Regions from separate parts of the Homo sapiens genome. Here all the other regions are linked to region 1. The links are chromatin loops, found by intact Hi-C in ENCODE. Cell type or tissue: endothelial cell of umbilical vein. All regions are shown on one strand. Links, peaks and the distances in the headings refer to the core of each region. The heading gives the core; the rest is flanking DNA.

Region 1 (5,949 bases), core at 557-5,556:
ACACAGGAAGGGGAACATCACACACCAGGGATGGTTGTGGGGTGGGGGTAGGGGGGAGGGATAGCATTAGGAGATATACCTAATGCTAAATGATGAGTTAATGGGTGCAGCACACCAACATGGCACATGTATACATATGTAACAAACCTGCACGTTGTGCACATGTACCCTAAAACTTAAAGTATAATAATAACAAAATAAAAGAAAAAAGAAAAAAAAAAAAGAAAGCAGGGATCCTAAGACCAGATTTTTGTAACCGTGATTAATGAGTGAATGAAGAGAGAGTGAAGTAAGTGTCTGCAAAAGAGGCTGACAGAGGTCACTCAGGGTGAGAGGAGCAGAACCAAGAGGGTTCATGTCACATAAACCGAGGAAGGAGAAGTCTCCAGAATGAGATTGGTCAATTATGTCAAATGTAATGAGAGGTCAGAAATGGAAGAATGTTACCAAGGCTGCTTCTAGTGGCCTTCGGCGGTCTCCTTGGGAGTTTCCATGGTAACAGTGGTTGTTGTGCAGGGCCTGGCCCTCCAGTGTCTGCCACAGCTCAAGTGACATTTCTTCTTCCCCTGGTATCCCCACTTGCCCTCTGCACCCCCACCCCAGGACATGACCAGGTCCACAGTGCAGGCAGATCCCAGAGAGGTGGGAGGAAGAGGGTACCCCAGCTCTATCCATGGGCCACCTCACAGACCCAGCCACTCCCCCTGGAAGGCCCCAGCCACCTGAACCTTCTGGAAGGTTGGGGCCTCAGGCAGGAGAATCTCAGTGGCATGAAGGACAGCTGCCTGACATTCCCTATTCAGCTTAGGGGAGCAATGAGTTAAGACCAAAATAAAGCAAGGCAAAGGCTCCTTATGTTACTATGTAGCTGGCGTTGGTCTTCAAACTACCTGGCAATGCAGTTCTCCCAGGAGATGACTTTAAAGGACTCAGACCACAAATATTTAATGACAAATAGACTTGGTTGACAAGATAAAGTCCTACAAGAATGGGTCATTCACAAATGCACTGGTAAGTAGTGAGACCACATTAAATCCTTTCAATATCCACCTATTCCAGCACCTGTAATGAAACTCAGGGAGTTTACAGTTCCCAAAAACTGCATATTCGTGGGTTTGCCTTTGCTCGAATCTTATGTCAATACATAGGATATGGACTCCCTCTGCTTCATAGTGGAAACCCTGAAGACAGAAATTACATTTGAAAATATGGTAATACAGCGGAGAAGACAAACACAGTATGTTCCCTTTTTTTCTGGCTTCCTCTTCTTTGCTCCCCAAATTGCCTCCTATTTTCTAAAATTTAAACAGTGAATCGATTCTGAAGAACTACAGTAGATAGCAATGTAAACTAATATGTTAATGTTTAATTCACTTTTGGTTTACCAGGCATTGAAAACTTTGAACAAAATGGACTTAAATAAAGATAAAAGATGGATGCAAATCTTTATATAATTTTGGCAGGAAAAAAAGGCAAAAGCAAAGGATTAAGGAGGAATTAGTCCCATCAGGGACTGGGCTGTATTTTCACTGGTTCTCATCCTGCTAGATCTTCCTCACTTGCTAGTTGGTCACCAAATATGAATCTAGCATCTGCTAATTGCAAAGCAGAGTATTTGGCACGTGAGAGTTCAACAAAGAAGAATGATACTCTAAAAACCCCCTTCATCTTCACCTATCTCAGAGATCCTTTCCTGGCCCCCAGACTAGGTGAGGGCACCCATTGTGTGCTTGTGCAACACCCTGTGTGTTTTTGTGTCTATTTCACAACAGCTATCATGCTTGTGTTTACTTGATCAATGTCTGTCTCCCCACAAAATGTAAGCTCAAAGAAGACAATGAATCTTGATGAATCGATCCCACTTGTATCTGGAACATCTCATACACTGCCTGACACACAGAGTAGGTCTTCAATACACAATGCGTGAATGAATGAAATGAGCAAACAATGGAAAATAAACACCATTTCTAGGTTACTGAGATTATTAATTCATCCCTCTTCTGGAACAGCAATGGAAGTTAGGTCCTTCAAATATCAGCTCACTCCCCACTCCTCCTCTATATCCTTTCTTTCTTTCTTTCTTTCTTTCTTTCTTTCTTTCTTTCTTTCTTTCTTTCTTTCTTTCTTTCTTTCTCTCTCTCTCTCTCTCTCTCTCTTTCTTTCTTTCTTTCTCTTTCTTTCTTTCTCTTTCTCCTTCCTTCCTTCCTAACTTCCTTCTCCTATTACTTCCATGTGCCTCACTTGCCACCTCTCCCACCAGTCCCTCAAATATTAAAAGAACAACATCATCATCAACAACAAAATGCACTCTGTCTGCATCCTGGAGGAGGCGGTGGTGTCTTCCTGGACTGCACAAGCACAAGCCCACATCCTTGGCTGTGTTGCCTGGGGTTTTTATGTAATAGGAACATGTTGATTGGTATGTACTCAGTTTGGAAAGAGAAGCCATGCCTTGTTGTGGCTTTGAGTTCAGACCATTTTTCTTTCATCTTTGAAGATGACAAGCGCTATAAGCAAAGAAAGTCAAAATGAGCCTGAATGTTTCAAGCTCTAGGCAAGGCAGGAAGAATGCCGTGCGGTGATATTGTTTAGAGAGAGACTCGGTAATTGCTGTACTGGAGAGCCGACATTTGCAGAACTCAATTGTGTGGCGTCCGACTGAGTAAGTTAGCAAAATAAAGACAGATGGCAATGGATTAACTCCAACACGCCCACCAAACAATGGCAGCCAAAATGGAGAACTGTGGTGTGCTCTAAAACACGCTCCTTCTGGGAGAGTTCACCCGGTGCCTCAATTAGATGCCACCTAGTGACTGACCAAAACATTGCATATTGCACAACCCTGCATATTTCGGACACAGCTTAAGGAGACCGCACCATAGATTGTTTGGCTTCGTTTTCAAAAGACGGAGAGATGCCAGGTCATGGCTGACTTGAAAACTTATAGTTTGATGTTTAGTTCACTGAGAAATAATGGTTGAAATCTCTGTTCTTCCTTGTATGCTTAGAGGAAAATAGAAAAACAAAAAGGAAAGAAAACAAATCCTGCAAGACAGGCAACTGCCTTTGATTTAGAAATGCATGACCTAGAGTTAGAGAAAAGCTTGAGGACAGTTTGTACATTCTGGTCCTGGCTTTATACAACTGAAACTGAGGATGGCAAATAATTTCATTACATCTAACAGCTCCAGTTGATTGTGAAGGCTCTCTGGACCATGAGGAATTATGAGGTGAGCTCCAAGGCTTGGGTTGGGACCCTGTGGTTATTGATGGTTGTCTGCCATACTGCAGAAGAGGAGAGTGGTGGAACATGGGTCCTTGTTGAACAACCGTACATCCTTAAACAATTAGGAAATCTCCTAATTTGTTTAATCGTGAGTGTTTAGAGAAACAGTTCTCCATATTCCTGAGAGTCTGAGGGCAGAAGCTGAAATGGGCAAAGAACATATAGAAAAGGTGACACTTTTCCATCTAAAGGAGAGACGAAGAAATAATGAGCAATTTTGTTATGATCTACCAAACTAAGGTTTCATTATGTTTGCCCCTCATTGTGGAAGGCACTGTTTGATTGGCAATTTGCACCACTACCATATATAATTTAGTCCTGGAGTATGTGCCAAGAACTTTGTAATGAAACCCTGGTTATTCCTAACTATAGGATTTATTTTTCAAGTGAAGGTCTAGACAATTTCAGTAACTGGCCCAGAGTGTGAGGTTGAGAACGGAAGGAGCTTTAGTTCTCAGGCTCCTCAACCACTACCTACCATGGTGGGCTGACGCTGCATTTCTTGCTTTTCCCTAGCAGTCACCTAGTCAGTGCTCCTGGCTAAAAGAGAGATCCTTTTCTCTTTTGACCCTTAACATCCACTGGTGACCAGGAAACAGTGCCAGCTATGTCTACAGATCTCGGGGACATGCAGTGTGGAGGGTCAGGTAGTTGTGTGGTTAACTGGTCTAGGTCTGCCCAACGGAGTCCATGTGTCAGGGTAAGAACCTGGATCCCCATCTGCTATACTTTTGTTTTCTCAAGTAACTCCCTAGAGGCCCATGTCTTTTGAGCTCAGTTTATAAACAGGGCAGAAAGCTGCACACACAGGCATCAAACTGCTCAGCCTTTTCTAGTTTTAATTCAACTTAACACTCATTGATTAACTGAATGCTTACCACATGCAAAACACTGTGCTAGGAGTCAAGACCCAGGAGTCAGACAAGGGTTCTAGCTTCAGCCCTGCATGGGGCAAGTTATTTTGCTGTCAGAGATCTCTGCTTCCACTTCAGTTAAATGAGAATACAGAGCTCAAGTAAACCCTCCAAATTCCTTTCTTAATCTAAAGCTTTACGGCTTTATGAAAAGAACGCTTGAAAAATGAGGCTTGGTTTCAGATTTGATGTGTTAAAATATGATAACTTTATTATTTCTTCATTCAAAAATATTTTTGAGTGCCCACTAATGTGCAATGAACAAGACAAAGCCCTTGACCTCACAGAGCCTACAGTCTACTTGGGGGAGACAATGAACAGACTTAATAGTAAATGCAAAATAAAATGTACCAGATGTGCCGTGAAGACACAAGGCAGAATAAGGAGATAAAGGGAGAAGGACCAGAGAAAGCCGCTCTGACTGATGTGGGGGAGAGAGCTATGTGAGGTCTGGAGAGAGTTCTGGGCCGAGATAGGTGCAAACGTGAGGGCTGTGGGGGAAAGCAGGCTTGGCACGCTTGAGGAACAGCAAGGGGGCACTTAGATAAATAGTTTACTCATCGCCACATGCAACCCACCCATCTGAGGAGCCTAGAAGAGTACCTCCAAGGAGACTGTAGTTGGTGAATGCCCCCTCTGTGCCAGGCACTATCCTAGGCATTGGGGGCACAGAGATGGGAAGGAGACACTACATGTGTGGGAGAAGTTCACATTTTAACGAACAGTCAGGGATGCCAATATGATGAAAGAAGCATTGTGACTAAAATTATGGCTGAGGGCAATGGGAATTCAGCAGAGAAGGTTGAGTTCAACATTTTAGTTGGGTCTTGCAGGATAAGGGGAGAACTGGACAGGCTGGAGATGAGGGACTGGAGGTTGCAAGGGCAGGCCCACATGGAAGTGTAAAGCATAACTGGGAAATAATTAGTCAAAGTCCAGATTGGCAAAGCACAGGGCAACAAGACTTTATTGTCAACAAAACCAGAATGGCTTTTGTGTCTCATCTGTTTTGATGTGAGTGTCATGTTTGGACTTTTTTCTGTAGGCCAGAGGTCCACAATATTCATTCTTAAGGACTCTCTTTAAATATTTTTTTCCTATGGCTCACGTGTCTTCATAAATTTGTTTTTAATCCCCCCAAATATTGGAATTAGTAAGAAGTAACTATTTTGTTTCCCCATTCAAAAAAGCCATCCAACCTTCATGACTTCCAATCAGAGCCACAGATAACCATGAAATACAGCATGTTACCACATTGAGTTGATCAAATTAGTCCCATGCTCCAACCTGACTGCAAGGGAGGCTGGAATATATGGGGATACACAAGGAATATTTGTTAATCACTAACTACCTCTGCTACATGGCATAAATGTACAATTTTGCCCCTGGATTCTTGGAGTTCAGGGGAGTCTTCAGTTGAGAATCCTACTCTGGCATTAAGAAGCAGAGGAGTGACAGGATTGGTTTGTTTTCCAGAAAGATCACTCAGGTGGAAGGTCAGAGGATGGACTGTCTGGGTAGACTGGAAGCAGGAGGACAAGTTGGGAGGCTCTTACTGCTCCAAATAAGAAAGGAGGAAGGCCTGACTCAACACATTGGTAGTGGGATGGAGCAAGGAACAGGCTCAAAATATAGTTTGGGTTAAAATTCCTCCGTGTTGATGACCAGGTATGCCATGCATGGGAATGAAGTGTCAGAGTTGATTCTTGGGTTCTTAGGCTGGATGAGTCAAAGGCACTGTCACGACTA
Region 2 (5,949 bases), core at 677-5,676, 52 kb before region 1:
TGTCCACACTGCAGGCTGCTTTGCTTCTCTTGGATTTGTGCTGCTTAGGTATGAGCTGCATTCAATGGAGGATGAGAAACGTGCGGAGGCTGGCTCTCTAAGCATCCAAACACCTCTCCCCCTTTGATGTTAGCTCCCAGCACTTCTTGCCATCATAGCAGCAAAGACCATGGGCTCCTTTTCTTTTCTTTCTTTCTTTCTTTTTTTTTTTTTTGAGGCGGAGTCTCCCTCTGTTGCCTGGATGGAGTGCCGTGGCACGATCTCGGCTCACCACAACCTCTGTCTCCTGGGTTCAAGCGATTCTCCTGCCTCAGCCTCCCAAGTAGCTAGAATTACACGTGCCCACTACCACATCTAGCTAATTTTTGTGTGTTTAGTAGAGATGGGGTTTCACCATGTTGGCCAGGCTGGTCTCAAACTCCCGACTTTAAGTGATCTGCTGCCTTGGCCTCCCAAAGTGCTGGGATTACAGGCGTGAGCCACCGCACCCGGTCCATGGGCACCTTTTCTTATGCCCAACTTCTGAAATAACTGGCTTACTTAAAGGCTTGCCAAATGTAGAATGGATAAGTGAAAACATCCCAAGACCAAGACTCATGATAACTAGTTTCTGGTCTTAACTCTAAGAATAAGTAGCTGGAAACTTGGTCAGCACTCAGGGTTTCTGGGCCTCCATATCCTTGTTTTTGAGATGAGAAAGTAAAATCGCAGGTCCCTTCAAACTCAGACCACTGCATATTGTCTCTGCTCCAGGAATTCTTATTTGTAATAATAATAGCTTGTAACTTACATTGTACTTCTGCCTCATAGTGAATCCTAAATGGTAAACCACAAACAGAATCAACCCTGACTTCCTATAGAGCGCCAAGGAGCTGAGAGGTCTCTCTGTCAGGAAAGAGGAAAATTCTATTATTGTTATTGTTATGATTATCAATCATTTATTGGACAACTTGGAATATTCCAGGCACTGTGCTAAATGCTTTATGTATATTATTTCCTTTGATGTTTCAACAATACTGTGGTTTGGTACTTTAATTTTCCTCATTTTATAAACAAGTAAACCAAAGGTCAGAAAGGTTAATCAACTTATCCAGGCTCACATGCTAACAAGTGGTAGAGAGGGATCAAAACCAGGTTTGTGTGGTTTCAAAATCTGTATTTCAGAAAAGATATGTCAAATAGGTATTTACTCTGCACCCAAATGGCGTGTGTGTGTGTGTGTGTGTGTGTGTGTGTGTGTGTGTGTGTGCAGGTATATGAAGGTATTGCTGTCTTGCTGTGAGAGCACTTCTTTTTCCTTTTATCTGCCTCAATTCTGCAGTGGGAAGTCTGTCCATTCCATGGAGATTATCAGCTGAAACAAGGCTGTTTCCCGTCAGACCTGCTTAAGCCATGTCAAGGTGTAAGAGTAACTGGATGCTTTACGTAAACAAAAGGACAAATGAAGGCCAAGCTGGAGTCTCACCTACCTGACTTTTACAGCAGTAAGAGCCTTAATAGGGGCATCAGCGATCTTTATATAAAAACCTAAAATGATTCGCAAAGGGGAAACTGGGATTGTTGGGATTGTTAAAACTTTTGATGACTTTTGTGACCATTAATTACAGTTGCTGAAATGCCTTTCCATAAAGAAGACAACTTCATTCAACTCTTCAATCTCAAGATTACAGCCATTTTCTGCACAGAGAAGGGTACACACTGAGGCATCCACAAGACCTTGATTTCAAACAAATTTGTCTTCCTTTCAGTTAACACTAACAAAGCTACCATTGATGGAAACTAAAGGCATTAAAACCCAGAGCACATCCCCCAGCATGAGAAAATGAATCAGACGATGACCGCTTTGAGAAATGGGCTCTGTGCTGGGACACACTGGGCTGTCTCCTCAGTACAGTCCCAGGCAGGACTTCATTATAAACCGCAGCCCCACCTCACACAGCGCCTCCTCAGCATGACTCACTCACAAAATCATCCCTGCTGGTGGGATGGCCGGCCTCTAACGATGGATTTGCTGTGCTGTTTCATGGAAAACAACAACAACAACAACAAAAAACACACCATAAACCAAAGACTTAATGTCCAGCTGGTGGCTGGGACACCTTGGTGAAGAGGACCCAGTAAACTCAGGGAGGCTAGTGGTGCTGTTTGTGTCTCATGTGGCCCACACCAGCCCACTGGCTGTTCACAATACATTCATCTAGTGTTACTTCAGGGGGCCTCCAGGCCGACCTCCTAACTGAAAACATCATAGACCTTTCACGCAAGTGTTCAACGTGCTGGTGTTTACTCCTGCTGCTGGGCATTCAAAACAACTGCTGATCCCTCATGTTCTCCTTACCTTTGTTCCCCTCCTTGCGAGTTGGGTGTAGGCCCCAATCAGCCTCTGCAGGCCTCTCTGAACCTCATGGTCTGAGTTTGAGGGGACCCAAGAGCTTGCCTTCTTATTTTACAGATGGGGATACAGAGGCCCAGAGACTCTGTGCACCTTGTCAAGGTCCCAGCGCTAAGTCTAGAAACTAGCTGTCATGTCATATCCCTTGGTCTCGGGATATTTTCACTTATCCATTCAACACGTGACAAGCATTTCAATAAGCCAGCTCTTTGAGGAGCTGGGAACAGGGAGATGAAATGGGCCTCTGCCCTGAGCAGCCCCTGGTCTTTGATGTTATGATGGCAAGAAGCACTGGGAGCTAACATCAAAGGGAGAGAGGCCTTCGGATGCTTAGAAAGAGTCTCCCCACAGTTGCTATCCTCCTCTGAATGCGGCTCAAACCAAATCAGCACAAATCCGCTAAATAAAACCACTGGAAAACAAGGTCAAAGTGACAGAGGCCAAGAGCACCAACAAAAGTGCCTTCTTATCCATCTTGGAGCCAAGCTGAAGAGCGGCCCCAAGTGACCAACGGTGGGACTCACGGCTGGGCCTTGTCCCCCCACCCCAGCACAGCCTTGGATGAATCACACACCAGAGAACAACAGGGCTATTTCTCACCAGTCATTTGTCAAGCTGACATCCCTGCCTAGAGTTATTTAGGGCTTTCTAAAGACACTTCTTTCCCTCCCTGCCGCAGGAAGCACCTGCACGGCTGTTGAGTTGTGGTTTTGCTCAATAGCGCTTTGATATCCCTTAAGGCCTTCATCAATTACTCTTCTGTCCCTGATGGGTTGGACTTTGGCTGAGGCAAAGACAGGGAAGCTTAGAGAGGATGATGGAGAGGAAGAGGATGGTGAGTTCCTCTGAGATCTGAGGCCAGCCACTGTCTGGAGGTGGGCTCTTATTGATTTCTGTGGGGGAACCTTCAGGAGAGGACAGTCTGAGTTCTTGGCCAGCTGGACTTGGACCATAACTGCCATGTTCCCATGAGGACAGGTCCCCCTCCTGGAACAGAGCTATGCTCCTGCCAGCTACTTAGAGGAAAAGAGCAGGCCTGTCAGATGAGTGTGACTGGAGCAAACCTGGTCTTCCGATTCAGCTAAATGACATAAGGCAGAGGGGACTTGGAGCGGGATCAGGGAAGAAAAACGGAAATAATGAGAAGACTCAGTGAATGGATCTCTGAAAGCAGTTAGGAGAATTTGAGTTGTTGAGTCTAGAGGAGGCAAGAGTGAACTAAGAATTAGCTTTGATTATAGGCAGAAAAACTGTGCATAAATTAGTGGTCATTTCTACTGAAAATATGGTGTGGGTTGGATTCTTGCTTCCATGGCTGCCCGAGGATTTTGCTCCAGTGTGCTGGCCTGTCTGGGTTATTGCATTATTCTTATTCATGAGGTGGTGGGTCTCCTTCCTTGGAGATTTGCATGAATGGAAATGACATCCTCCCAGATGGAATGGTTTAGGGAAAGTCTTCACGACACATATGTTTCTTCCCTTCAGTTTGCACTGCCCAACATCCCAGCTTGACCCTTATGTCTGAATCAGTTTAGCAGCCTCTTGACTAGTATACAGATGTTCCATCTCTGCCTCCTTCAGTCCACTCTGCCTATGGAGGTCCCACTTATCTTCCTTAAATTCATCTTGGATAATGGCAATGTCCTGCTAAAAATATGTTGATGCCTATTTATTTATTCATCCAACAAATACTGAGCACCTATTGTCTTGAGCACCGATTATGTGCCTGCTGCTTACTCCCGGGCATACAACATGGCACAAAGTGTAGTAGGGCCTCATCAAGGCATTCACTCAGCCTTCCTGTCCTTGTCCTGGAACCTTTTAAGGCCTCATCATCTGCTTTTAACAGATCTTTCTGACCTTTTGCCCACACAAAACCTTTTCTTCCAGCCTAGCCCATTCACCATGATAACCCACCTGGTGTCTTTCTTGTCACCCCAACTTCTGGATAGACTATCCTTATTCGGAGCCCATCTCTCCTGTGAAGCTAACACAAGTCTCCTTGCCTTTAGGAGGATTTCCATGGCCGCTTGGGTTTTAGAATTCTCTAGCACCTCTGTCCCCACAGTGTTTCTTCCTTAGCACTGGGTATGTTCTTCCTGAGTGGAGAGAACTGGCAGCTGCTGTGCCTGCCCTGACCTCCTGTGGCCTCACTCGCCGTGGACAAGTCCTGAGAGAGCTGGAACCTGTGGACATTCTTTCCCTGTCCGTGCTCTGCTGTGGATGATGACAGGGGCAGCTCAGGTGTTTGCTGGGGCTTCCAGAGCATTTGACACCATTAAGAAGACGGAGAGTATACTGAATGTCTAAACTTAAAGGGGGAGAGGCTTTGGGGATCATTTAATAAAACGACCTTGTTTTGCAGATATGGAAACTGAGAACCAGAGAAACTGATTTACCCAAAACCACAAGGTGACGTAGTAGCAGAGTCAAATCTTGTCCACTGTTAAGTTTAGCCTAAAGCTCCCTCCTTATATATTTTAAGTTCATCCTAAAGGTTTCTTCATACATAGTGAGCTGTAACCTAATGGATGTGTGAACAGACTGTAACTTGCTGTTGTGCCAATCATCAAGTTTTGGCCAGTCAAGGCCGTCCAACTGTTTAAATGGTGTTCAATAAGGTAAACACTGAGCTGTGATCAATCTGGCTGTTTCTGTACCTCAATTCTGTTTTCTGTGCATCACTTTCCTTTTTCTGTCCATAAATCTTCTTTGTCACCGTGGCAGCAACAGAGTCCCTCTGAACCTATTCTGGTTCTGGGGCTACCAAGTCATGAATTATTCTTTGCTCAAGTAAACTCTGTTAAATTTAATTTGTCTAAGATTTTTCTTTTAACTAAACTATCCTGTCTCCATATAGTTCAGCAGTTGGAATCCTAAGGAACCTAACATTTCAGGACACACGTAAAACAAATAGAAAGTGTATTAATTTCCTATTGTGCTTGTGACAGATAACCATAGATTTAGTGGCTTACACAAGACAGATTTATTATCTTGCAGTCTGTAGGTCAGAAGTCTAACATGGGTCTTACCAGGCTGAATTCAAAGTGTTGACAGTGCTGTGTTCCTTTCTGGGGGCCCCAGGGAAGAATCTGTGTTTCTACCTTCTCTACTTTCTACAGGCTGCTGGTACCCCTTGTGGCTCCTTCTTCCATCTCCCAGGCCAGCAATGTCAGGCTGAGCTTTTCTCACATTGTCTCATGGACTGACCTAATCTTCTGCCTCCTCCTTCTATTTTTAAAGACCCTTGTGATTACATTGGGCCCATCTGGATAATCCAGGATAATCTCCCATTTTAAGTCATTGTAATAGCAATCTCAATTCCCCTTTGGCCATACAACATTACATATTCATGGGTTCCAGGGATTAGGATGTGAGTATCTCTGGGCAGCCATTATTCTACCTACTACAGGAAAGAGGAAAATGAGGACAAAAACTCCACACACTCTCTCTTGCTTTCTCAATTTCTTTAATTCTCTATGAGGAGAAACAGTTAATTTGAAGATGTTCTAGACCTCTATATTCAACCTCAGGATTTTGTTCTGAGTCATGATCTG
Region 3 (5,949 bases), core at 52-5,051, 280 kb before region 1:
CTGCCTAGTACCTTGAAAAGCAGTTGGTTTCTAAATACTCAGCTTGGAGGGTGAAATAAGGTTCAGTTCAGCCATTTTAGTTCTTTGCTTTGTTTTTCCCAGCTGGAAAAATTTTAAAGCTATTTTAAAAATCACTTGGAGGATTATTTGGAGATCATGATAGAAATTTTTTACTGGTTAACTGAGATGAATTGTATAGTCCTTTTTTAGCTTAAGATCTTTAAACATTTAGTTGCATAACAGCTTTTTAATTTGTTGGACTCCTCAGTTGAAGCCATTACAAATTGGCTTAAAATTGTAAAAGATTGAGTATTATATTGAGCCTTTCTATCAGAAAACATTAGCTTAATTAGTCTATAATTAAAGATGATGTTAGCTGTACTTTAGTTTGTCTTAGGAATAGAGGTCCTCAAATTATATGTAAACCATCAGTTGCATGGTTCTTTTGAAATGTGGATTTTTGTGAATGCTTAATAAAGCTGGCCTGACTAGCTTAATTTAAAAATATATACATCTATGCTAAATATATACACACACACACACACACACATATATACTGCTTCTACTGTTTGTATAACTTAAACTGATTTGCATGCTGACAAAAGTACTCATCCAATTGTACAGTTTTATTTTTATTTATTTATTTATTTTTTATTTTTAGAGTCAGGGGTCTTGCTCTGTCGCCCAGGCTGGAGTCCAGTGGCATGATCTTGGTTCACTGCAACCTCGACCTCCTGGGCTCAAGAGATCCTCCTGCCTCAGCCTTCCAAGTAGCTGGGACTACAGGTGTGTGCCACCATGCCCAGCTAATTTTTGTATTTTTTGTAGAGATGGGTTTTCACCATGTTGCTCAGGCTGGTCTCAAACTCCTGACCTCAAGTGATCCACCTGCGTTGGCCTCCCAACGTGCTGGGATTACAGGCCTGTGCCGTTGTGCCTGGCCTCCAGTTGTATAGTTTTAAATGAATGTAAAATACTTGAGTGATTGGTAGATTTAATATTATTTAATAAATTTAATATTTTAAATCTAAAAATGCATTAATCAGTTTGAATAAAAGATGTACATTGGGTCTGCAATTCCGTTTTAAAAAGAGGAATTCCCCTGCACAAGCTCTCTCTCTTTGCCTACTGCCATCTATGTAAGACGTGACTTGCTCTTCCTTGCCTTCCGTCATAATTGGGCTTCCCTGGCCACGTGGAACTGCAAGTCCAAGTAAATCTCTTTCTTTTTTAAATTGCCCAATCTCAGGTCTTTATCCACAGCATGAAAATGGACTACTGCAGTTGTACAATTAGATGTGGAGCTTATTTTGAGAAGAATTTGAGGGATAGAAGGAATGTTCAAAAATATATACCTCAAAACAAAGAAAATTGCCTTTCCTTGAAGATTAGGTCATGGCTCACTGCAGTCTCAACCTCCCAGGCTCAGGCAAAGGCAGTCCTCCCACCTCAGCCTCCAGGGTAGCTGGGTCTACAGGCACATGCCACCACAACCGGTTAATTGTATAGCCAGGGTTTCACCATTTTGTCCAGGGTGGTCTCAAATTCCCGGACTCAAGTGATCTGCCCACCTCAGCCTCCCACAATATTGGGGTTACAGGCGAGGACTATGCTTTTTCATGTTTCCGTTTTAGGGACCTGGTACACATAGCAGGTCCTCATATGTTTGTTGAGTGAGTGAGTGGGTGAGAGGGGAGACAGAAATCAGATATGTCAATGGTTGAGAGTGTCTGAAGGATTGATACCAGTGTGCAAAGTAAAACATGCTGTCTCATATGAAAAAAAAGGAACAGTTCTCAAGTTGTGAGACAAAAGAGATGACCAGTATTTGTTAAATAGAAGAATTCAAAGGATGCTGTATAACAGAAAAATGCCACAGTTTATCTTTGCATTTGTGACCCCTCTTTATTCCAGGGGTCACATTCTAAGACTCCCCATGGATGCCTGCAACTGAGGATAGGATCAAAACCAATATTCAGTATGTTTTTTCCCTATACATACATACCTCTGATAAAGCTTAATTTATAAATTAGGCACAGTAAGAGATTAACAACAACAGTAATAGAACAATTATAACAATATGCCAGCATTACTACTCTTGCACTTTGGGGCTATGAAGTAAAATAAGGGTTACTTGAATCCTCCAATCACTTTGACACGCTGACAGTGGATCTGATAACTGAGACAGTTACTGGGTGACTAATGGGCAAGTAGTGTATACAATGTGGATCTGCTGGACAAAGGGAGGATTTCAGCACATAATTTAACATTTATGACTTATTTCTGGAATTTTCCACTTAATATTTTTGGAGTATAGGTAACTAAAATTATGGAAAGTGAAACCACAGATAAGGGAGGACTCCTGTAATTGGTAGTTTATATTTTCACAGGATAAGCTTTCAATATTTTATTTGTCAAAGGAGACTTAGTCATCACTTAACAATTTTCTAAAAGTAATTATTGTAGATGATGCTCTGAAACTGCCAGTGGTTCTGTATTTTAATTCACTGTTTTAGAACTATTCTCTTATACGTCAATATGATGTTAAGAAACTTAAGTCTATTTAGGTTCATTGAAGAGTCTGAACAATCTAAAAATTATAAGTTTAGTAAAGATATAGAAATTTACCATACTTAATCTCTACTTGTAGTTAAAAATTGATCAAGCAATGCTATCTAGTAAGTTTTGCAGTTCTATTTATTTAACATTCCGGCTATTTAACTGTCAGAAAGGAAAGTGTGATGGTAAGAGTTTATCAAGAGATCCAAGTGCTACACAATTGCATTTCCACATCTTATGTTGGAAGAGATAATTTAGTTTTGACCTGAGAAATAATTTCATTTCAAACAAATTTCAGTGCATTTTAGCTAATGTCAGCATGAGTATTTAATATTTTAAAATAACTTTATCTTGATTAATATTTTTTCAAATAAGCACATTTTTTAAAATTAGAAAATTTATGGTAAAGTATGAAGTACTTTTGAACAGGTACCACAAGGTGGCAGGATTGTATTTTGTAGATTCTTTTTGCTTTGATGAACAGCAAACCATTGGTTATCTAAAATCTAAGTTTTCCAGATAGTTGGCTATTACACACTTTATATGCCAGAACTTTTAAATTTTAACTTTTTTGATGGAAAACTAAACTATATTTCACATTTCCTGATTTCTTAAGCAGTAGAATATAACTTATCTGTTGTCAGTGAGCCATTTGAATGTATTATTGGATGTGATTAAGATGGAGTGGTCAGTAACAGTAGTGTGGAGGGAATAAGGACTGGTCCCAGCAGAGACTCTGGACCGTGACTCTTAAAAGCTGGGTCTGACGTCAACTTGCTTTTTGCTTTATCTGCATTTTTTTCCTATTGGAGGTGAAGTGAATCATGTGAAGTGCCAGCCTCTGGTGTGGTACAACATGGCTGCTTTCCTGCAAAATTAAATAGCAAATGAAGGCAGACATTGCCTTCTCCCAGCGGCTTTTGTGACACAGGGTATTTGGGGGAAGGAAAATAAACTATGAGGCCTTAAAATTTCTTCTTCAAACACCAGTATCGTAAAGGTAGCACCAGACCATGAGGAATGAGTTCTGTAGTTATGAGAAATATTAGAAACAAATCTAACTGCTCATGGAGCAACTTTAAGGAATCTTTCCTATAAAAATATTTTAGACTCTGAGTTGTACATCATTTGTATGAATGAGATAATAATAATTATAAAGGATGTGGCCAGACGCGAATCTATTTTCCTTTCGAATCCAATTACCTGCTCTGGTAATTGGAGAGCTGTTTCAAGGCAGTTTATGCCTTTATTGGTGATACAACAAGCAGTGGGTAAAATCTTCATCCTTTGGACTTCTTGGTTTGCTCATTAGTGGATACTGTGTTTCCCTTTCCACAGGCTTCCAGGTCTGGAGTTGTTCTGCGAACCTGTTATAAAAGATTTGACTAGGGGGAAGTTTTCTTTCATATTTGTTCCCTTCATTAATTACTTGCATATTTTTCTAATCTTTTAAAAGATGAATCAGTTTAACATCACATAAGCACTAAGAAAGCAACAGTTGAGCCCTACCTTAAGGGGAGAGGAGAGGGCATGGTTTCCAGCAGCAATCCTTTCTCTGGCTCTCTAAAATGTTTATCTACCTGTCACTTTCTTACTCATATGGATTTTGCATGATGGCTGCATAAATCATCATATTTCCCCCCTCATCTTAAATTCAGTCCTCAAGGGGTAATGGAGAACTTTTATAAGAGCTCCAGAGAAGCCACAGGAAATAACTGATAAATTAGCTCCACCTGAAATGGATATTAGGGCATCGTCAATTGACTCTTCTCAGTTCTGCTTGGTAGTAGAACTTTTTTTTAAACTTCATAGTAGACGAGTAAGTGGAACTTTCATGACTTAAATAGATAGATAAATTTCACTAGCTTGTACTTCTAGGATTGGGTACATTTTCCTCTTGGCATGGTACTATGTGTTTTCAAGTAAAAATAATACAATTCAAGTCTGACAAACTGGCTCAGTGAATTATACAAGATTCGTGCTTTAAAACACAGTCTACACCCTCCCTGTTGCTTTGGGGCAGAGTTTTTGAGTAATTGGACATCTAAAACTAACTCTGAACTTCAAGATTACCAGAAAGATCAGATGCAAGAGCTTAATTTGTGTTAAGAACATCCTCCTACATATTCTGCCAAAAGTTTAAGAGCTATTAGTAAAAGCAGCTCATTTGAAGTAGTATGAGATTTGAACATTTAACTCCAAGATAGCTAGAATTTTATTAAAACGGATTTAAAGAATTAGCCCACAATTTAAATACTTTTCTCATTTTAAATGTGGCTTAAGATGTATTTGTCTTTATGAAGGAATTTTGGATTAAAAACTGTACTGTAGTTGAATTTAGGAAAGGGAAGCCGGAGATGGGTAGGCGGTGGGTACTTATAGATCTTGAATGCCTGGTTATAAAGATTGGGGGCTTACCCTGTAGGTACCCTGTAATCATTAACAGACTTGTAATTGCATGGGTGACAGGCAGGAAATGTTTTAAGAAAATTAGCCTGAAAGCGCAGGGTGCATTTGCTTGGATCCAGCTGGAGAGAGATTGGAGCCAGATGGACCAGTTGAGATGATATGGCAATCAATAATCTGGAAGTTTTATGATATAAATCTGAATTAGTGTGATGTCAGTAGGAATACAGAAAGAATTTAAAAGCCTTTAAGATATTATTAGGGCAGAATTGATAAAACATAGCAACTTGCTAGGTGAGGTTAAGAAAAAACTATGTTATATAAAATTTCTATTTTTGTTAGAAACAGCAAACTTAGACATAAGCCAGTCTTCTACAGGAAAACTATTTCTGTGCATTTAGCATATTATAAATTCTTCATAATAAAGATGATAATATTTCTTGATATAAAGACCAGTAATAGGAGATACTGTTGATTTTGTGTCTGATTTCAAAGAGTGAAATGGCTAAAGCGACTTGAACATTCCCATAGTATAGCGGTTCCCAAATGCTGGATTAAATACCAGCTACCTCAAAAAATTACTTGGTTTGTTGCAGGTGGAAGGTATCTTAAATAATGCAGAATGTCATGGTTAGGAGCACAGACTGTTTTGAAACCTGGATCCATCTACTATGGGCAAGTTACTTCTCTGTGTCCCAGGTGACTGTTAGGGTTGTTACAGGAACGAAATAAGATGATACATACAAAGTGCTTAGAAAATTGCCTAGCATATTGTAAATGCTGAATAAATGGTAGCAGCTTTTTTAAAAAAAAAATTCAATAGCTTTAGGGGTACAAGTGGTTTTTGGTTACATAGATGAATTGTACAGTGGTGAAGTCTGGGCTTTTAGTGTACCCATCACCCGAATAGTGTACATTGTACCCAACAGGTGATTTTCTATCCCTCACCCCCTTTCTACCTACCCCACTTCTGAGTCTCCAGTG
Region 4 (5,949 bases), core at 622-5,621, 170 kb before region 1:
TGACAGGGAGAGAATCCTATTGTCTACTTTTCAAGGCATTTCACAGGGCTTAATTAGTCAATCCCCACACCACTACTACTGGGAGAGAGAGGTCGGTGTTACTATTATTCCAAGTTTACAGCTGAGAAACTAGCACAGATGGTGACCGCTACAGAGTATCTATATAGGAGGACCTTAGGGACAACAATCTGCTAAGAAGTGGGGCAGGGTGGACAGTGGCTGGAATATGTCTTGAAGTTGTGTTTGCAGAGCATTTTTTTTTTAAATAAAATTAAGAAAACCTCAACTATGCCCAGTCCCTTCCTGTCACTGCCGTATTGGCACCACGATTGCCTGAGGGCCGTACCAGTGTTAGCATTGGGTGAGGGTGAGAGTTGTCTGGCCTCTCTGCTCTTTGTTTGGCAGTGTATGACCCCACCTCCTTCATAGACTCACGGCATCTCGGTGTTGACAAGGACCTTGGACACTAACCAGTCCAATTCTCCATTAAAGGCGACACAAAGGAACCATCAGAAGATAGAAACACAAATCATGGCAGTTGCTTGGTAACTGAGAGTGATGATTTCCATATGCAAAAACTGTACTCAATGAACTTGAGAAGTGTGAGCGCGTGTGTGTGTGTTGTGTGTGTGTGTGTGTATGTAAGGAAGGGGGACTCATTTTCTGCTGCTTTCTCGATCATTTTGATAATATGTAGGACACAAAAAGTTAAAATAAAATGTCTTCATTTTAACACAGTTAATTATAATCCTCCAGTAAAAATCGTACACAGAGTTTGGCAGTTAAAGGAACAAAGTCTAGAAGGAAAAAAACTGACTGGTTCGGCTGAAGGTATTTTGTTCCTTTTCTCTGAAGTAGCAAAAATGTGTTTCCTTCAGCTTGATGGTGGTTAATGATGTTAGTGTTACTGGTTTAATAACAAATGTTCACAATTTTCCTTGCAAACCTGGTGCTCCAGGAAGCTCCCATTTTTGATTCCCTTTAAACTTTGTTTTGCTTTAGCAATTTGGGGCTCCTTTTGGGCTTTATTCCTTTGTCCTAATTGGTACTCCATGAGTGTGTTCACTTGGTTTGTATTTGCTTGGTCTGCCCTCTCTTTCTCTGGCCATGGTCCCTACTGCACTTTTCACAGTGTTTAACAGAACTTTCAAAGGCCAGGACGCTTAGGCATGTGGCCTTTTGATTGGCAAAGTTGTCCTAGATTAAGAATGGTGTTGCCTGAACGCACATCTAGCATTTTGACCCCATGCAATAAGAAAGAGCTTGATGTTTATATGGATAGCTCTCAAAAGGGAAGACTTGACTTACAATGCATGTAGCTCATTCTGCAGCTCTGTTATAATAATCTGACATGGAAAACAAAGCCTTCATCAATTCCTTCTACATACGGCCAGCCACAGCTGGTTTTTTTTTTTTTTTTTTTTTTTTTTTTAAGTCTCTGGTTGTCTTTGTGCTCGTGCCACTGTGAAGAGCTCATGGAAAGACAAGGTCCATCTGGGTCTTTCTTCACCTTTTGATGGCCAAGAGGGCCAAAGAGCAAGAGCCTGTTTACCTTCCCCAAGGTCCACATTTCCTCTTGCTTCTTCATCCCTCCAGAGATGCTACCATCTGGGCAGCCCATGGGAACATCTCCGTGAGTGGCTGTGTGGCTCTGTGGGCCTCTGGGTTTGGTTTGGGTCAACCCTTTCCGCTCTGCTCCATCAAGAATCGTCATGATTGGTATTACGTCATCCTTTCACAGTTCCTCCTGTTCTCTGGGCACTCTGGGTTTTCCTTTTTCCTTCCCTGCCCAAACCCACAGAGTCTAATCAGTACCCAGCAGAGCTTTATTACACACTTGGCTTTCTCAGTGACAACTTAATAAAAAGGGACCTTAACTCCCCTTCTCGTTTCTTCCCATCCATTTCCTTAACCTCGACTCCACCCCATGTGAACTTGCTGTGATAAATGGTACGGTTTGCTCTCTCCATCTCTGGCCTGTTGAGGTCTGGAAACAATCAACTCGTCTGACACTTATTTCCATAGCTAAACCTGTCTAAATCAAGTTGTGGTCTTCTGTGCTTCGCTGGCTATTTGTTTTCTTAACTCTGAAATGTGTCTCCTCCTCACCATCCCCCTCCATCCTGTGTATTTTGTTTATTCAACGTGGGTGGTTGCCAATATAAAAGGCAGAAAATGATCAGTTAGGACTCTAAAGAGTTCAGGAGGAGGAAGAGGAAGGGGACAGGAGGCCAACGAGAGAGAGACTGGGCCACTTGGAAAACTTCTGGCTGACAAGGGCCAGTCGCTTTGCCTGGGACACATGTCTGCAGAGTTGACTGACTAAATGCTGCCTCATGTCCATAATAACCTGTTTTGTGAAATATAATGCCCTCCCTCCCCTGCCCCACCAATGTCTGCCAATTCTTTTTTTTTTTTTTTTTTTTTTTTTTTTGAGACGGTGTCTCGCTCTGTCTCCCAGGCTGGAGTGCAATGGTGCCATCTTGGCTCACTGCAACCTCTACCTCCCGGGTTCAAGTGATTCTCCTGCCTCAGCCTCCTGAGTAGCTGGGATTACAGGCGTGCGCTACCACACCCAGCTAATTTTTGTATTTTTAGTAGAGACGGAGTTTTACCATGTTGGTCAGGCTGGTCTCGAATTCCTGACCTCGTGATCCACCCGCTTTGGCCTCCCAAAGTGCTGGGATTACAGGCTTGAGCCACCATGCCTGGCCATCTGCCAATTCTTTATTGGTCTTTTTCCTTAGGATTCACTTTTTCTTTTTTCCAGAAGGGATCTTTATTTTATTGTTGCAAATAGCTGAAGTGGTCTACCTTTTTTAAAAAGCTATGGTAAAATATACATAACATAAAATGTAACCATTTTAAAGTATACAATTCAGTGGCATTAAGTACATTCACAGTGCTATGCGACCATCACCACTATTTCCAGAACTTTCTCATTATCCCAAAGGGAAACTCTGTACCCAGTAAACAATATCCCCCTATCCCTTGGTAACCTCTATTCTACTTCTGTCTCTATGAAGTTGCCTGTTCTAGGTACCGAAATGTATTTGGTTGGTGCAAAAGTAATCGCAGTTTTTGCCATTAGTGATTTTTGCCACTAAAAGTAATGGCAAAGGCTGAGCATGGTGGTTCACGCCTATAATCCCAGTACTTTGGGAGGCCGAGGCGGGTGGATCATCTGAGGCCAGGAGTTTGAGACGAGCCTGGCCAAAATGGCAAAATCCCATCTCTACTAAAAATACAAAAGGTTAGCGGGGTGTGGAGGCGAGCACCTGTAATCTCAGCTACTCGGGAGGCTGAGGCAGGAGAATGGCTTGAATTTGGGAGACGGAGACTGCAGTGAGTGAGAGTGAGTGACATCAGGCCATTGTACTCCAGTCCGGGTAACAAGAGTGAAACTCTGTCTCAAAAAAAAAAAAAAAAAAAAAAAAAAGTAATGGCAAAAACCGTGATTACGTTGGCACCAACCTAATACTTTTGAAGACTTGGGTTTCTTAAACTCATAGCAATTGGCTGGAAGCCTCAAGGCACTTCTGTTAGACTGCTGAGTGACCATTCTGGGAACTGAGTTTTTCCCTAAGTAATCCAGGAAACAGCCATGATTCACCTGAATTACTCATACTATGGCTCCTAGCAAACAGTTTGACTTTTTTTCATGTTATGCACAAAGCCATCATTTCTTCCTTCCCTTCTTCATGGGAATTTTCTAAAAGTTTACTAAAAATTTGTCTGTCATAAAAAGGTGTCTTGTTATGGCCCTTAGGAGATGATTTTAGTAACTGGTTTAGAAACAAATTCTCTTCATTCCACTCTTTAAAAGAAATTGTGTGAATATACACAATGTAAAATTTACGATTTTAACCAGTTTTAGGCATACTGTTCTGTGGCATTAAGTATATTCACATTGTTATACAACCATCACCAACATTCATCTCCAGAACTTTCCCATCATCCCAAACTGAACCTCCATACTCAATGAGCACTAACTCCCAATATTCCCCTGCTCCCATCCCTGGCAACCCCTATTCTACTTGGTGTCTCTATGAATTTGCCTATTCTAGGTCCCTTATATAATTCCCTTTAATGAACTCAATGTATACAAATCCCATTCAATAGCAGAAATAAGATTCCACATCCAGGGAAAAGGAACTGGTTAAACTTATTATGGCCTTTACTTCAGGCATATATTTTGACACAGCTGGACTTGCAGGCAGAATTTTAAAACCCCAAGGTTCAGGCTGGGCGTGATGACTCTCGTCTGTAATCCCAGAACTTTGGAAGACCAAGGTGGGAGGATCACTTGAGGTCAGGAGTTCAAGACCAACCTGTCAGTATAGTGAGACCCTGTCTTTACCAAATAAAAATAAAAAATTAGCTGGGTGCAGTGGCATGCACCTGTAATCCCAGCTACCTGGGAGGCTGAGGTGGGAGGATGACTGGAGCCCAGGTGGTCAAGGTTGCAGTGAGCTATGGGTGAGTCACTGCACTCCAGCCTGGGTGACAGAGCCACACCGTCTCTAAAAAACAAAAACAACAACAACAAAAATTTAAAAATAAAAATAAATAAAACCCAAGGTTCCTGATTGCAGATGAGCTTTTGGTGATTCCTGTAACATGATAAGGAAACCACTTTTACAAATGTTGTCCATGTTGGGTTAGTTTCTTCTTGGGAAACAGGAATCACATGGATGGGCTAATGTTTCTTTAACTGCAGCCAAGGCATGCTGAGTCCTAAAAGGGAGGTTATTTCCTTGAGGGACTCTATGACTTAGTTTAACAGTTGGAGTGTGGGCCCCTGGACTCATTCAAAGGGCTTTCAGACTCTGGGGCAGGCCACTCAAGTAACCGTCTCAGTGTTGTGGTTAGATAATTTGTTGTTATCTCTCTTTTTTATTTTTTTGAGACAGAGTCTAGCTCTGTCACCCAGGCTGAAGTGCAGCGGTGCAATCATAGCTCACTGAAGCCTTGACTTCCTGGGCCCAAGCTATCCTCCCGCCTTAGCCTCTGGAGTAGCTGGGACTACAGATGTGTGCCACCACGCCTGGCTAATTTTTAAATTTTTTGTAGAAACATGGTCTCCCTGTGTTGCCCAGGCTGGTCTCAAATTCCTGGGCTCAAGAGATCCTCCCGCCTCAGCCTCCCAAAGTGTTGGGATCACAGACATGAGCACATGGCCTTGTCATTATCTTTCATATGTTGGAGGGTGAAAAGTAGGAGGGAGGGAAGGATTTGAATTCGTTTTCTCCCATCTTGGTCTAGAAAGGATCAAGGTAAATGTGCAGAGGCAGAAGTCCCAGGCTGAATTGTCAGAAAAGGCTTCAGGAGCCTTATAAATATTATGTATAAATAAACAGAAGAGCAAGAGCACAAAATGCTTCTCTTAATAGAATACTCAGGCCGCACCTGCCCTCCCGAAGGCTCTTCTGACAGTTCAGCTGGGACTTCTGCCTCTGCTGACATCCTGCTGCTCTCTTTTTGAGTTCTCCGGCTGAGACACACATTGCCCTGGAAAATGCTTATCTTTGTTTAAGGTCTAACTTACGCCTCAATAAGATTATAAATTCATCTAGAGCAAGAATCAGGTCTAATCAGCATTATCTTTGCACCTGCCCTTCAGCAAACATCAAACACCAAACCGAACTTAGTTCTGCCCACAGCAGGTGGTCAGTTATCATTTGACCAGATTGTTACTAGCAAGGAAAATATCTGTTTTAAGCTCTCTGGGATTTTTTTTTTCTTCTGAGTTTTCATTCGTTACTATCACCTCTTTTCCCCTCAACACTTGTGCAAATTCCTTCTTTTCCCTCCATGCTACCTAAAGCAGGAGCTCTTTAGCTTTTAGGGGCAGCTGAGGTAGAGCAGAAAAAACGCTGAATTTGGAACCAGAAGTCATGGGTTTGGGATCTGGAACTCTGTGACTTGGGAAGGCCTTGTTGTTCTATC

Evidence for each region. A loop is a pair of places that touch in the nucleus more often than their neighbours do. Peaks named below come from ENCODE experiments on the same cell type or tissue, not always from the same donor. Only the 100,000 strongest peaks of a DNase experiment are listed, where the experiment ranks them.
Region 2: a loop joins it to region 1, with 9 times the contacts of the local background. A loop is called at or near these places in 20 of 110 quality-filtered maps.
Region 3: it touches region 1 in a loop (11-fold over the local background); 3 of 110 quality-filtered maps call a loop at or near these places.
Region 4: a loop joins it to region 1, with 2.2 times the contacts of the local background. A loop is called at or near these places in 5 of 110 quality-filtered maps.

Annotation. Positions count from the first base shown.
Region 1 is chr13:44,188,467-44,194,415 of GRCh38, reverse strand. No RefSeq gene overlaps it. Among named protein-coding and RNA genes, the nearest start is that of MIR8079, 4.8 kb to the left of the region's middle. RefSeq lists an enhancer at 5,407-5,949. In endothelial cell of umbilical vein, for the core only: a CTCF peak has its summit at 2,795 (motif pointing left); a DNase peak (open chromatin) is centred at 2,775.
Region 2 is chr13:44,240,413-44,246,361 of GRCh38, reverse strand. No RefSeq gene overlaps it. Among named protein-coding and RNA genes, the nearest start is that of MIR8079, 47 kb to the right of the region's middle. In endothelial cell of umbilical vein, for the core only: a CTCF peak has its summit at 2,902; a DNase peak (open chromatin) is centred at 2,961; H3K27ac peaks cover 911 bases.
Region 3 is chr13:44,468,207-44,474,155 of GRCh38, reverse strand. All of the region lies in intron 1 of TSC22D1 (TSC22 domain family member 1), which reads left to right. Among named protein-coding and RNA genes, the nearest start is that of TUSC8, 65 kb to the right of the region's middle. In endothelial cell of umbilical vein, for the core only: a CTCF peak has its summit at 2,985 (motif pointing right); DNase peaks (open chromatin) are centred at 2,355 and 3,085; H3K27ac peaks cover 847 bases.
Region 4 is chr13:44,358,694-44,364,642 of GRCh38, reverse strand. No RefSeq gene overlaps it. Among named protein-coding and RNA genes, the nearest start is that of SERP2, 12 kb to the left of the region's middle. In endothelial cell of umbilical vein, for the core only: no CTCF peak of the experiment used is centred there; DNase peaks (open chromatin) are centred at 2,122 and 3,552; H3K27ac peaks cover 2,099 bases.